Regions from separate parts of the Homo sapiens genome. Here region 2 is linked to region 1. Evidence: read pairs that join two places in POLR2A ChIA-PET (ENCODE). Cell type or tissue: MCF 10A. All regions are shown on one strand. Links, peaks and the distances in the headings refer to the core of each region. The heading gives the core; the rest is flanking DNA.

Region 1 (7,634 bases), core at 803-5,802:
TACTTGAGAGGCTGAGCTGGGAGGATCACTTGAGCCTAAGAGGTCGAGGCTGCAGTGAGCTGTGATCATACCACTGCACTAGAACCTGGGCAACAGACAGACCTTATCTCAAACAAACAACAACAACAACTTGTATTAAGTAAATTTGCATGCTTTTCTCTCATTAAACTATCTCTTGTTATAGGGGCCTCAGCTGTGAACCTAGGATGGAAGAGGAAAAGATTCTTCTCTTCCCCCCATTAGCAAATCCAGGTCTGATTCCAGATCATTTTGTGAGCTTGAAACTGCCTACCCTGTTCTAACCTCATATGACAAGTTACTCATCTATTTGGGGGTAATGCTAGGAAGATCTTATACACGGCATTGATCAAGCTTTTTCTAATGCCTGGAAAGTGCCACATAAATCACCTAAAATGTCAAATAAAAGCCTAAATGACATATTTAATTATAAAAATTATGTTTTATGATTACCCTGGCTCAGTAGATTTTGGTTTAATTGCCTCTCTGAAAAGTCCCAAGCTAACTGATAATTAATGAACAAATTCTTTTTGATCTATAATGAAATCATAGATTATAGGGGTTCCCACACTCATGCCTTCTAGTTCGCACTTCTTCCTTCTGAAAATCTCAATTTTTAACAGGTTGACAGACGTTCAATTCTGTTTTGAAACGCAAAGTAGTCTGAATCCACTTCAGAGACAAATGATCCCCTCGGATGTGGGAAAACATGCAAGGATTTGCTTTTGCAAGCCATAGTCTCACAAAGATGAGGAGTTCCTGACAGTACATCCAGGCTCACGTTTCAAAATGGAGAATTACAATGCAACATGTTGACAGTACTAGGATGTGGCTGCCATTCCTTACTTTGTTTGCTTCCTTCAAAAGAAAGTGCTTTTTTTTTTTTTAATGTTGGGGGCTTAAAAGAGGAGTGAAAGGTGAAACAAAGGGTTATACAGACAAGTTTTGTGCATTTCTAACTTTGCACTGGAAATCTACTCCTGACTTACTGCAGTCATCTTGAAGCTTAAAATCCAAGATCACTGGCCTTGCTGATTTTCCTTCTATCAATGACCACAAATGCCCCAGTCTCAAAACCCCAGCATCATTGTTGACCAGTATGATCATATGTTCAATTTGCCTAGGAAAGTCCCAGTTTGTGCCTGTTTTCCCACTGTCCTGACCAGTGTAGCATTTGTCTTGGAAAATGTCCTAGGTTGGACAATACATTTTATGATCACTCTATTTCTCCTCTTTCCCCTGAAAATCCTGATCCTTTTTCCTTTGTGTGACCTGGTCATTCATTCCTTTATTTTAATTCTACCACCTTTATGAACTGCACTGATATACTACTCCCCCATCAGTGATCTCCAGTCTCTAATCGATTATACACATGAAGCTACTGCTCTGAAGCCCTGGATATCTTCTCCTTATTTAATGGATTAAATCCAAATTCAGGCATTCAAGATTTTCACATCCTGGTCCTTTTGCTGTTTCTGCAGCCTTGCCTGCAATGTCTCCCTGATGTAATATGTGGGTCCAGCACAATTGCTTGCTCAGCCTCCTACGCACTGTCATATGCATCTGCTTCTGTGATACAGTTGCTCAAGCTGCTCTGCTCTCTTTTATCTAAGACCTACTCTCCTTTCAAGACCAACTCAACTCTCACTTCCTCCCGAAAGCTTTCTCTGCTGTCCCTGCCTTCGATCAATCACCTCTCCTACATGACGCTCCAGCAACAAGTAACCTCAAAACTACTGACTGAACACTTAGCACAGCCTACCTTGCATTCTTCTTTGTCTCTTTCATGCCTCAGTTCTGTCTCTCCAGGTAGACCTTAAACTCATCAAGAGCAAGGATCTTTTCTTATAATTTTTCTTATAATTTTCTTTCCTCCAACAGCCACCAAAATCTGCTGACAGAAGGCAGGAGGCAGCATAAAATACAGGAAAAGCACTGGACGTAGCATGATTTGTCTTAGACTTGCCACTTACTATCTGTGAAACTTGGGGAAAGGTTTACCTCTCATCCTCAGTTTCCGCATCTACACATTGGGGGATGAGGATGAAACCAGTACCTGCCGTGCCTTCATTACCAAGTGGTTGTGAGAATCAGGTAAAGTGAGTGTGTTCTGAATTACAAAGATTTACATACATGAGGAATTAGTTAACATTTTTTTGATGATGGTAATAACATCATCAAAGACATCTAGCCACAACTTAATCAGAACTACCTATCATATGGTGCTTCAGAGAATTCAAATTCAATTCCTTTCTCTGAACACTCATGAGAAAAAAAAAAAAAAGCTAGGATAAGTATCAGCCTTGAGGCTCCCATATTTCATTTCCTCTCTTCAAAGCCAAAGTCTTTAAAGACCTGAGTGTGGAATATGAAAGGCAGGAGTGAGGGAAAGTGACCAGTTAACATCTCTAGTCCTTCCAGCGTTTCAGACTCTTTCAAGTACTTTTCTCTCATCTGCAAAACATCCTTTTGAGATACTGGAACCAATACTATGAGCCCTTTGAAAAAAAGAAAAGGGGAAAAGTAACATGCAGCTTCCAAAAAAAAAAAAAAATCTAACATTTAGCAGGAGTAGGTTGGGGCATGGTGATTTTGGAATCAGTCACACTTTACAATTCCAGCTTCAGGCTTGACTGAAGTGTTCCAGGTGGGCAGCTCTTCTAGAACTTTCCCTGTAGCAGAAGTCTGTTCACTGATGGATGTTTGTGGCAGGAGCCAAGCGAATTAGTCAGATAAAATATAAGCGTGAAAACAGGAAAGTGGTTCTCCTGAAGTTTCTTTTCTAGCTGTAAGCTTCCACACCACAGAATAGTCAATCACATTACAGCCCACAAGAAAAACCTGAAAGAATCATGTTCAGCTGACCTCAAACCACATATTCTTAGCTAATAAAACATCCTTGCATCAGGTCTCAAGAACACAAACTCAAAGCTAATATAAGATAGCAATTCTGCAAGACAGTTTGCCCCTGGTAATTATACTAAAAATAAAAAAAAGGCAGCCAACTGGTGAGGTTGTCTGTTCTTTTTAGAAAAGATATTTCATGTTCCCTCAAGCTTCATTATCAGTGATTGGCTTGGATGAATGGGCGGCTTCCAACAGCTTTTACCCAAGGCCAGGCTTGACAAATGTGGCATGATTTTGGCAGTGCTCGGGCTCTGATTCAGTCTTCAAATGTCTGGCATGGAACATGAACTTCTGAACCTGACCTAAAGCTATTATGGGCTTTAAATTTTCAAGCAATTGCATCATTAAGCAACCAGCATGCGATGGCATTACTATCTTATCCACTGCCTAAATACCACAATGCATTTAAAGGAAGTTGACATAAATCAGCAATGAAAGGCACAGATGACGGCAATAAGAAATGGCCCATCATTAAGGTTCATTCAAAAGCATACAGGTTGGAACTGCAGCACATTCAATTTTAAAATGCAGATATGACACAAATTCAGAAAGCTATGAAGAGCAATTTGTGAATTTTCACCAAATAGCATATGCTCTGAGAAATTTTTGTCTAAGTGTTCTCCAAGGTAGCTTTGTAGTGGTGGAGTTTCTTCCTTTTCTTTCTTAAACCTCTGCTCCAAGAAGAGACAAAGCATCCACATTCAATTATAAGAGTTTTCTTTTTCACCTCAAATTACCAATATTCCCTCATCTTTTCCAATATCATATTGTAAAGATACAATCCAAATGCCTGTGTCTACAAGGATTCAGTGGAGGAAATGACTTAACATTTGAGTGAACTAAGTTCACTTTATTACGAAATCTAATTCTATCCGTTTTCAATATACTAGTTAGTATGGGGCAATATTTTTAATGGGCCACACCAAAATATAATAAAAGGAATGTAAACAGATCAGAGGACAAAGACAAGGAAACCAATCTGGTAGTTTTATTAGCAAAACCAGAAAGAATAAGAACATTTTACTTTCATATAAATGTTCCTTTGTCTTCTTTCATTTTTACTGAGGCCAATTCAAATGTTGAGGAACAATCTGGGAGGCTCTTCAGTTTCAATGATGATTAACAGAAAATTACCATTCTGAATGGAAATTTCACCTCTTCCCAACTCATTAGAATACACTGGCTTTTCTGACTAAATCACAGGTGAGCAAATAATAGAAGACTGCTTATTTTTAGCAGCAGGCTGTGAGAGACAACCTCAAAAAAGATAAACTAACCCACGTACGTGAGATCACACGTTTTTACCATAAATCTTTGTTTCCTGGCTGTTCTTATAAATGCAAATCTAGCAGAAATGTTACAAACATAAGCAATAAGATTACAACAGTTTTCCTAAAATATCTTCTATATTAGGCTTTACTTAAGGCCAACAATATTTTCATCTATTTTAATTTTATTATTTCTTTTTTTTAATTTTTTGAGATGGAGTTTCATTCACTCTTGTTGCCCAGGCTGGAGTTAAATATTATGCAATCTCCGCCTCCCAGGTTCAAGTGATTCTCCTGCCTCAGCCTCCCAAGCATCTGGGATTACAGGTGCCCACCACCACGCCCAGTTAATTTTTGTATTTTTAGTAGAGACGGGGCTTCACCATGTTGGTCATGCTGGTTGCAAACTCCTGACCTCAGGGGATCTACCCGCCTCGGCCTCCCAAAATGCTAAGATTCTAGGCGTAAGCCACTGCACCCTGCCAACCTATTTTAGTTGTAAATAAAATCATCAGTGCTTTAAGAAGGAGAGATAGATTAAGGCCTCCCGTCTTCATCATTCGCTTCAGTGTGCTGGTATTGCAAACAGCACCATGTGCAATGCCCATTCCCACTTGAGGTGGTCAATTTTATGTGTCAACTTGGCTGGGCCACGGGGCCCAGGTATGTAGTCAAGCACTATTCTGCACATTTCTTTGAGGGTGTTTTTAGATGAGATTAACATTTAAATTGCTAAATTTGAGCAAAGCAGACTGCCCTCTGTAATGCAGGTGGGCCTCATCTATTGGTTGACAGCTTGAATAGAACAAAAGGCTGACCTCCACAAGCAGGAGGCCATTCTAGCAGATTTGAACTGCAACATCAGCTCTTCCTGAGTCTCCAGCTTGCCAGCCCTCCCTGAGTATTTTGAACTTGCCTGTCTCGATGTTCACGTGAGTTCCTTAAAACAAATCTCTTTCCATATATATATATACACACAACCTATTGGTTCTGTTTCTATGGAGAACCCTGATTAATACACCACTTATCTGAAGGGTATTATCCACTCTGTGCATCATCTTTTATACATGCTTTGCTTTCATCCATATGGACAGCATAACTTTATTTTTGCCCATTTAATACTGAGAGTGAGCATTCGACCTGTTGGCCACAAAGCTATAGCTATTTACTCAGAGCTTCTATTTTTAACACTCTGATTCCTGTGTTATTTATTTTACATGCAGTGAAGCCCTTTAAAGCCCCTTAACCACTTCCCTACATCTGCATGCAGGAACAGTCTCCTCCTGCTAGAAACAGAGTTTAATGATGTTTGAGTTGAAGGTAGGATGGAAAAAGCCAATTAGTTTCCAGAATGGCTCCTTTCTCTTGGGGCTACACCTTGTGGTTTGAAATTAAATCCAATATCAGCCTCATCCATACACAAATGCAAAGCCAAGGCTAGCCCACTTTGGATAATCTCGTGATCTTCTCCACTGAACATGAGCATGTATTGTCTGGATCAAGTTCTTTTTAATGATGAGGAAATATGAGATTTATTACTAATGAAGATAGGCCCCAATCCAACTAAAACCTAGGCAGATATGATTATCTTTAATTTCTTTTCTCATCTCTCATTTTAAGGGGAAAATCATCGTAGAGCAGAAATCTCAAAAACTTGCTTTGGAGGCAAAGAACATTTTCCCTCTCTTGGCTTTTTCCAGTGTGAATGGAACACGCATGGCTCTAATTTCACAGGTTAATTTCATTCTGACAATGGAAAACAGTTAAACAGCCAATCACATGTTTACATCTATCAATAGTTTTTAATACCGATGATCATGAGGTGGTGTTGGCCTGATTAGTTCAGTCCTAACCTAAAAATGACTGATTGCTAATGAAAACATTCTTTCTCATACAGAACATTCCAACTATGGTTGTAAGTCATGAAACTTGCAATGTAATAGTCTTTAAATCAGATATAAAAGAACTTCCCCCCAAACCAAAACTAAGCAAAAAACCAACCAAACAGCAAAGTATGCTTCTCATGGATTAACTACTGGCAATTGCTTTGTTCCATTATACAGAAATGTTTTGACTAACCAGAATGCATAGGTCCTGGGGTGTTTTGGGTAGCTTGGTGTAGCAATCTGAAGTTTAGCATTTTTGATTCCAGCTTATTACTGATATTTAATATAAAGCACAACCAGTCTACTTTCCCACTAAGTGTGGTCAGCAGTTTCCCATGTTCTGATTGCTGATCCAGACCATTGTTGGAGTGGCATCATCACTCGATCAATTCTTCTTTTGACATGCTGAGCTCCACTCCCACCTTCCTCAGTGGCTTTAGTTACTGACCCCCTTTTGAGTATTTTAGTGTCCCTTCAACTGCCCTAAAATTTTAACATAATTTTTTAAATTCTGAATAAAATTAAGAAGTATAAGAAAGTGTAGGAGTCTTAGAAGAAAAATTGACTCACAACGTCCTTAAGATAAAGTACAAAACTACGACACAATACACTCCTATTGTCAGAAAATGCTAAACATTTTGATAAATAATATCATTATTAAAATAAAAATGCCCTTCAATAGTTTTGAGTTTTATCATCCTAAAAAGAAAAATAGAGCCCTTTCATAATCCTCTCCATTCAATATCTCCTGCGAATGCAGAAACCTCACACCCACATTGATGGCTCTTCAGAGGCACCTCACAGCCATACGAATAGCTCTTCTGCCTCTTCGGGTCCCTGTTCTCCAGCCGATGCGTCTCTACCAATCTCCCTTCCCCTCCAATTAAGCCACTCAGAATCATCATACTTATGCCAAACTCTGGGGTCCAGAGTGGTCTTCTTGATCATTTCTAGGCAACCAAAATATTCTTCCCTCTCTCCTTATCCGTTAGTCTCTCCTTGCTTCCCTGACAGAAACTCACTATCATGCGCACTGCAGACTTTCAATAAATATTTGTCAAACATAAGATAATGGTATTGTGATTATGCTTTTCAAAAAAGTGCCCTAACCTTTTCAGAGCTACACCCTAAAATATTTCCAGGTGAGATGAGAACGTACAATGCAGAAAGAGTTTCAGTTAAAGCTGCAATTATTACAGATTTCGCTACAACAGATACTGAACATTTACTGCTTTTTATCACTGGGCAGTGAATCCAAAATATATGAGAATAAGATAATCACTAATTTCAATGGTGATAAAGGATTTTGATTTTTAGGTACAATTAAAAAATTTCCCAAATAGGCCAGGCATGGTGGCTCACGCCTGTAATCCCAGCACTTTGGGAGGCCACTGAAGGCAGATCACCTGAAGTCAGGAGTTCGAGACCAGCCTGGCCGACACGGTGAAACCCCTTCTCTACTAAAAATACAAAAATTAACTGAATGCAGTAGCATGCACCTGTAGTCCCAGCTACTCAGGAGGCTGAGGCTGGAGAATCACTTGAACCCAGGAGG
Region 2 (7,634 bases), core at 1,018-6,017, 100 kb after region 1:
TTTTTCATTTTGATTGACAGAAGTCATCATGTGGGTAAAACCATCACTTCATTCAGTACTACCAGGTCTTGGATCTGTGAAAGGATATTTGCTACAGTGAATCTCCCAGCCAAGGGCTCCCATGGTGGCTACAAATCACCTACTTAAGTTTCCATATAGTAGACCATGACTTCCATGTTTTTAAATGAAAACAGCACCGTGTGATTAAAGTACCATATATTATATACATAAATTCTTTTAATGAACAAACATTTACCAAGCACCTGGTCAAAGCAAAGTACCATGCTAGAGACCCCTGAGGACCTCGATATTCCCAAAGTCATTGCTAGCACATTATCATTCAATCACCTGACTACAATCCATGTCCCTATGTTTCCAGTCCTTTTTTTTTCTTTCAGGAATTCCTTCACAGAACTATTTAGCCTCTCAAATACCCTAAGGAATTTTAGAATAATTTTGACATTTTTTAGTGATAGTTATTTAAAATAAAATATTTAAAATTAGAAATACATTAATAGAGCTTAGATAGTATTTGTGGAATATAAAGACAAAGTTTGTTCTTCCCAATCAACCTGTCTTACATATTTTCAGGTAATTTTAATTTATATGGCAAATATATGATTTAAGCACAAAAAATTATTATTATTATTTTGAGACGGGGTCTCACCATATTGTCCAGTATGGTATCAAACTCCTGGACTCCAGTGATCCTCCTGCCTCATCCTCCTTAGTAGATGGCACTACAGGCACCCAGCCAAAAATTTTTTTAATGACTAGACCTTATTTGGCATTAGAGTCAAGTCTATATTAAAATGTAGACAAATTAAAATATGTTACAGCATTTTTTAAAAATCTGCCTTTTTTGACCTGATATAAATTTTGCACCCCTCCACAAATCATCTTGTTTAGTCATAGTCAGACAGTTTTAATCTCAGTAAATAAAAGCTACATTGGATTCAATTATCATTGTATTTTCTTTTTATTATTATTTTCTTAAATGCTAGAAACACCTTAACGTGCTTTATAAAAGCTGGCATTATCGTCATTTATATTCTGCTCCTTGTTCACCTCCTATATTTAACCAATGGTTATGAATACAAAATTAACAACAGATAGTTAGAATAAAACCAATTTAAAGCAATTTAATGGTCAAAACCAGGAGCTATCAGCTGTTGGTGTTCTGTTGCGTTATTAAACCAACTCAGAAATGCGGACTCTTACTTGATCCCCACTAACTGCCAGTCATGGGTAGTTGCTATACACCCTGTGGCTGTAAAATCAATTCCTTTTTAAGGAAAAAGTTTCTAAGCAATAATTATACTTTACTTACAGTTTTTAAAGGGTATTAAGACAAATGTCGTTACTGCACCACATTCCTAAACCCCCTAGTGGCTCCAGAGCTATCAGCCGGGAAGCACTTTACATTTTGAAAATGTATTGCTCAGGACAAAATGATGAAGAGCCCTGGAGAGCATCTGCTGTGAAAGAAGAAACAATTTCGGGCCAGGAATATGATTTCCTGTAAGTGAAATAATCACATGAGAAGAAAAGTGAAATTATCTCACACTTACTGAAGGCTCAAGTGATGGGGAAAAGTTAAGATGGAAAAGAAAAATGAGGAGCAAAAAGGAAGCAGGAGTGAGGAAGCAGGTGTGAGGAAGGACCACATGTCTATGTCTTCCCTTATGCACAAGCACTAGACTTTTTGTTCCAGTAAAGAATTTCCAGCAAGTGACAGAAAGCAAACCCATGCCCAGTTGAACTGAACAATTTCTCTATGAACAGAAAATGTTTTGTCAAGAACCAGAAATTTCTTTTGATAATCAGTCATGAATGAACACAGGTGGCAGAATGTATCCTCTGATATCTCTCTATCTCTCTCTCTTTGTTTTTTTTTTTTGTTTTTTTTGTTTTGTTTTGTTTTGTTTTGTATTTTTTGAGACAGAATCTCACTCTGTCGCCCAGGCTAGAGTGCCGTGATGTGATCTTGGCTCACTGCAACTTCCGCTTCCCAGGTTCAAGTGATTCTCATGTCTCAGCCTCCTGAGTAGCTGGGACTATAGGCATGTGTTACCACATCCAGCTAATATTTTGCATTTTTAGTAGAGACGGGTTTCACTGTGGTGGTCAGGCTGGTCTCGAACTCCTGAGCTCAGGCAATCCGCCCGCCTCAACTTCCCAAAATGCTGGGAGTCCAGGTGTGAGCCACTGTGCCCGGCTCTCTCATATCTTTCTGGGCTCAAACTCCCAAATGTTTCCAAAAAACCACTACTTAATGCAAGAAAATTAAAGATGATCTAAAACAAGACTTGATTTATGTCACCGGATAAGTAAATATCATGGACATATAAATTCCACCACCCCTTCCCCCAAAATATGAGAGTCAAAGACTGAACACTGCTGAGAAACATAGTAGAAAAATTAAATGCTACCTCATCTGAGAAGCATAACTTTCTTGAGGATATGGCCATAGCAGTCATAAGATTCTCAAAGGGGAATGCAAGCCCCAAAATTTAAGAGCCATTGTTGTAGATAAAATAAGAAAAACTAAATTAAAGATAGAGGATTTTGTCTTAAATTCCTGGAATTAAAAGAATTTTTCCATTTCATTGATATTATTTTCTGTTGTCAGCTTTAGCTAAAGGAAATTACAATAAACCATATAATAAACAAACTAAATCACTATTTTATTTAATTTCAATTTAATAATAAGACCTATATAATAAAGCCCCCAAAAGAGAGGGTTAAAAACTATAAACAAGTTCCATTGGTTTTGAAAGGGTTTTTTGTATGTAATTTTCTTTAATGTAGCTAACCACCACCAAAACCCCTTTGGTTCTTTGGAGAGACAGATTACCAAGAAGGAGGTCAGAAAGGGAGAAAAATCTGGGAAGCAATCTCAGTTCCTCACTAACCTCAGAACTATGCCTAGATATAAGCCCAAGGCCTTTGAATCTCAGCCAGAGACCAGCTTTTCTTTCCCATCTTGTAAGAGGCTTCACAGGGGAGACCGGTCCTTGTTTTTGGTTTAGAGATGGCCTTGAACAAGAAAAAGAAGATAAGTATACACTGAATACACAATCTTTTCTGGAATCCAAAGGCCAGCAGCATCTTAACACTGAAGTACAAAGGCATTTTCAATGATGGTTCAGTGAACATAATCCCCCAGGTGCAGCTTTACTGTACGGCAGAATATTAAAATGCACAATTAAGTCTCTTTCCTTGAGAAGAAAGAAATAGGTAATCTTTTAAAAGTCCTCAAAGATCTTGAATAGCAAAGTGATGAAAGGACAAGTGGGAAACTCACCATGAAGAGGGAATGACAGAGATTATGAAATAATTGGATCTCATCCAAGGAACAGACAAAGCACATGGAAGCCATATTTTAACTATGAAATGCAAAAAGATATACACAGCTTGAAATATGTTAATATCATGTGAAACCTAATCAGCTTATAAATGGTATTTTGGACTGTAACAAAGCAAATGTCACCAAATGGGGCCCCAAGAAGGTAGGAGAGAAGAATAGACCCCAAGGAAGCATCCCTAGGGCTTAGAAGACAGTAATTATTCCATCCTGCCATGAACATGAAAGCTTTCTTCTCCTGGATACCTAAGTCTGGAGTGAGCTCAGAAATGCCGTATGTGCAAAGAGTGCAAAGATAATAAGTGGCTCACAGTGCTGAAACTGGCTACATAACCTCTGTAATAAGTTACTTATAAAACCTCAATAAAACCCAGAGCTAGTCAAACCGAGCTGGAGAGGATGGAGGCTACAGTTACAGGTTAAAGGCGATGAACTTAGTGAATCCATAATTACACAAATGACTTAGAAGGTAGAAAGGAGACTTTTCTATAAAAGCAGATAGAAAAATGAGGTCAACATTTAAAAGCTGATGTGACTAATAAGCAGATCAGTGGCTGCTGGGCTAGGGGTGGGAGCCCAGATTGACTGCAAATGCAGATGAAGGAACTTTCTTGGTCAAAGTGTCTAACACTGGAATGTGGTGATGGTTGCATGATTCTATGCATTTATTAAAATCATTAAATAATATACTTAAAATGGGTGCTTTTTGTAGTACGAAAATTATAGCTTAATAAAGCTGTAATCATTTTTTATTTTAAAGTTGACATGTTTTTAAATTTTGCGATATTCACACTCTATAAAATAGTTGTACTGTATATCTCTGTGATGTGTTAGTTACATTAAAAATGTTCTTTTTCCACTATTGGGAATATAAATTTTTATAATAATCTAAAGTAAGATTCTTAAGTTTTTAAAATTACTCTAAATGGATTATTTTCATAATCATTAACAATCCAAATAGGAATCAAAATAGCAAGAAACACTTAGAAGAAATTGAAAGAAGACATTTCAGTAGCTTTCTCAACATTTACTGTCTTTTGGCAACCCAGTCTAACCCTTTTAACAGGGTAGTATATTAATCTCAATGTGTTTAAAGACTGACAAATCACAGGAATTTGATAATTTCAGAAGAAAAGTATTTTTAAACTCCAGCAGGCACACCAATAAAGCTCAGCAATAAATTGTGAGCATTCTTACCAAAAAAAAAAAGATGCACATGAATTTTATATACTTAAAGTATTTGGAAAACACTATATAATGTCAGATATGACACTGTGGTTAAGAATGTCAGTCTGCCTTGACCAGGTACTAATCACTTGGGCCAGTTACTTTCCCCCTGATTCTGCATCTGTGAAAGGGAGATAACAATAGTATCTACTCCCATAATACTGTTAATGGGGTAAAAAATCGAAATTTTAGTTAGTGCCTGGCATACGGTAAACATTCAAGAAACACTAGCTGCTATTCTACATTTATTGATATTATCCCTGGGCTGGATTCAACATACAAGATGATTTTATTCTTTTCTACAAAGCCTCACCCCCAGGGACAGATCCGGTCCTTTACCTTCCTGGAATGCCAATTACTCAGCAATCTTCACGTAAACTGGAGAAAATGTTTCCAGCTGTTGTAACAGAAAATGTCTTCCAACTTTTGATTCATTACACAAGGTGTTATCACTCATTTTCTGGCACAGAGCTGGTGCACTATCCCAGAACTGATCTGACACACTTTCTTCAGCTGATGTCAAACCAAATTATAAGGCAAATAGGACAAACGAAAAGTCACATGAACAGAATCCATTTACAGTGGGGTCATTCACACTGGTCCTTCCAGGTGAGAGAAGCACTGAGAGAGAGAGATTTGCAATTATTTAAATACATAGCATAAAGCTTCACTTTTGTCTTCAAAAAAAAAGTAATTTTAAGACCTAGAAAACACAGTTGCCAATCCTCAAAATAGATCCACATTTCCTCTGGTTCTTCCTCTATTTCTCTTGTGCCCCAAAATGTAGGTATGTGGGTGTAAACATCTCCAAAGTCAAGTTCTCGTGCATTTTGATAATCTTGTAAAGTTTTGAAAGTAACTTCCCTCTCACGTTAACTGATGGTAGAAAATGAATGGGAACTTTACACACCTGATTCCCAATACATCTTAATGGGAAAGTGCAGGCTCATAAAACTGAGGGCTAGGACATTTAGTATTTATTTTAAGGGCTTCTAAAATATGCCACAAGCTTAGAGTACAGGGACTAATTTTAATGGAAATCTGTTTATTAGCATGCTGGTACACAAAAGTAGGCTTTTAATATTATTTGGATTTTTTTTTTTTTTTGAGAGAGTTTCGCTCTTGTTGCCCAGGCTGGAGTGCAATGGCGCGATCAAAGCTCACTGCAACCTCCGCCTCCTGGGTTCAAGCGATTCTCCTGCCTCAGCCTCCTGAGTAGCTGGTATTACAGGTGCGTGCCACCACACCTGGCTCATTTTTGTATTTTTAGTAGAGACGGGGTTTCACCACGTTGGCCAGGCTGGTCTCAAACTCCTGACCTCAGGCAATCAGCCTGCCTCGGCCTCCCAAAGTGCTGGGATTACAGGCATGAGCCACCGCGCCCAGCATTATTTGGATTCTTAATGTGCTAGAAGTGTTATTAATTCAACTATAAAATAAAACACATCTTTCAGTTATTTAAAGTACGAAGGCAATGTTACAGTGTTTCGGCAGTCACATTTTCAAACAGTACAAGGACATCCTCAAATAAGATTAACTGTATCAATCATCTCATACTCCCATGAACATACAAATGTGAAAATGCAAGTTTCTCTAGTAATGAAACTTGCAGTGAGTCTGAAAGGACTCTTCCCTTAGGATTCTGTTGTGAGGAGTTCTCCCAAGTCTTCCACTGCCCACTGAAAGAAAACTAAGGTATTCCCAATGCCTGGCACAGAATCCATGCTGAATCGATGTTTCCGGATCTAACAAGTCTACAAGGACTTGCACATTTTAAACATTAAAAGACATTTATGTTAAAAAGCTAAAGCACAATCATCTTAATAAAACCCAGGTGAAACTCTTGATCCAATTTGGCAAAACCAAAGACAACTCCGTGAATAGTCTGTTCACCTAACAGGCTTTGTAACAGGTCTTTGTTTTTTATGGTCACTGTCAATAATTGGCACTCTGTACAATACAATAATACATGAGATTAGATTTTCTCCAACTGAACGTATCCCAGAGGCATCATAGCATGATCTTCAGAAATTCTCCCTTTTCCTATAAACTGTTGCCAAATGCAGCAAGGATTTAATCAATGGATGTGTTTTTTTCTCAATACACAGTGGCTAAGTCTACCAATTTGACACACAATGTAAATAAAGAGAAAAGCAATTTTTGCTATATAAGAAAACGATTGGCCGGGCATGGTGGCTCACACCTGTAATCCCAGCACTTTGGGAGGCTGAGGCAGGAGGATTGCTTGAGTCCAGGTGTTCGAGGCCAGCCTGGACAACAGGGCAAAACCCTGTCTCTACAAAAAAAAAAAAAAAAAAAAAAAAAAAAAAAAAACCACACACACACAAAATTAGCCAGGCATGGTGGTGGACACCTGCAGTCCCAGCTACTTGGGAGGCTGTGGTCAGAGAATTGCTTGGGCCCAGGAGGTGGAGGCTGCAGTGAGCCAAGGTCACACCACTGTACTCTAGCCTGGGTGACAGAGTGAGATCTTGTCTCAAACAAACAAACAAAAATGATGATGTTACCAGGAAACAAAATACAATAAGCCTGCGCTATTCCTTTCACAGGAGACCAATTCCAGAAATGGCCTGAGAAATATGTCAGTAATTTTACTCTTCCCAGGGGCACTGTATCAACCAACGACAGAAACGAACCTTTTACTGGTTCTTTGTATACAGACCCCACTTATTTCTAGGGCTTATTATTTTTTCCCTAATTTAGAGCTATAACCTCAGAAATGGAATTGACCTTCCCATTCAAAAAAGGCCCTGTTAATGGGGTCGCTGGGCATTGTATGGCTTTTTGCAAAGCCCTGTCTGCCCTAAGTCATGGGCAGCCCCTGCCAGCTGCCAGCTGAATTAAATAGGCGACACCCCCTCAGTCTCTTAACCTCCCAGGCTGTGTTATAAGAAAATCACTCTAATTCTGATCACTAGGTGGTTCCTTCACACCAGTTTATCCCATCCATTGTTGTTTTCCATAGTCAAGTCTGCAGTACGTAAGACTGTTGGCCACTAAATCCTTGGGCATGTCTAGA

Evidence for each region. Peaks named below come from ENCODE experiments on the same cell type or tissue, not always from the same donor. Only the 100,000 strongest peaks of a DNase experiment are listed, where the experiment ranks them.
Region 2: POLR2A ChIA-PET joins it to region 1 with 6 read pairs; 3 of 35 experiments call an interaction of 5 or more read pairs at or near these places.

Annotation. Positions count from the first base shown.
Region 1 is chr13:35,991,552-35,999,185 of GRCh38, forward strand. All of the region lies in intron 3 of DCLK1 (doublecortin like kinase 1), which reads right to left. Among named protein-coding and RNA genes, the nearest start is that of DCLK1, 140 kb to the right of the region's middle. RefSeq lists an enhancer at 1,931-2,432. In MCF 10A, for the core only: no CTCF peak of the experiment used is centred there; a DNase peak (open chromatin) is centred at 3,160.
Region 2 is chr13:36,093,286-36,100,919 of GRCh38, forward strand. The region is part of intron 3 of DCLK1 (doublecortin like kinase 1); the gene reads right to left. Among named protein-coding and RNA genes, the nearest start is that of DCLK1, 34 kb to the right of the region's middle. In MCF 10A, for the core only: no CTCF peak of the experiment used is centred there; no DNase peak of the experiment used is centred there.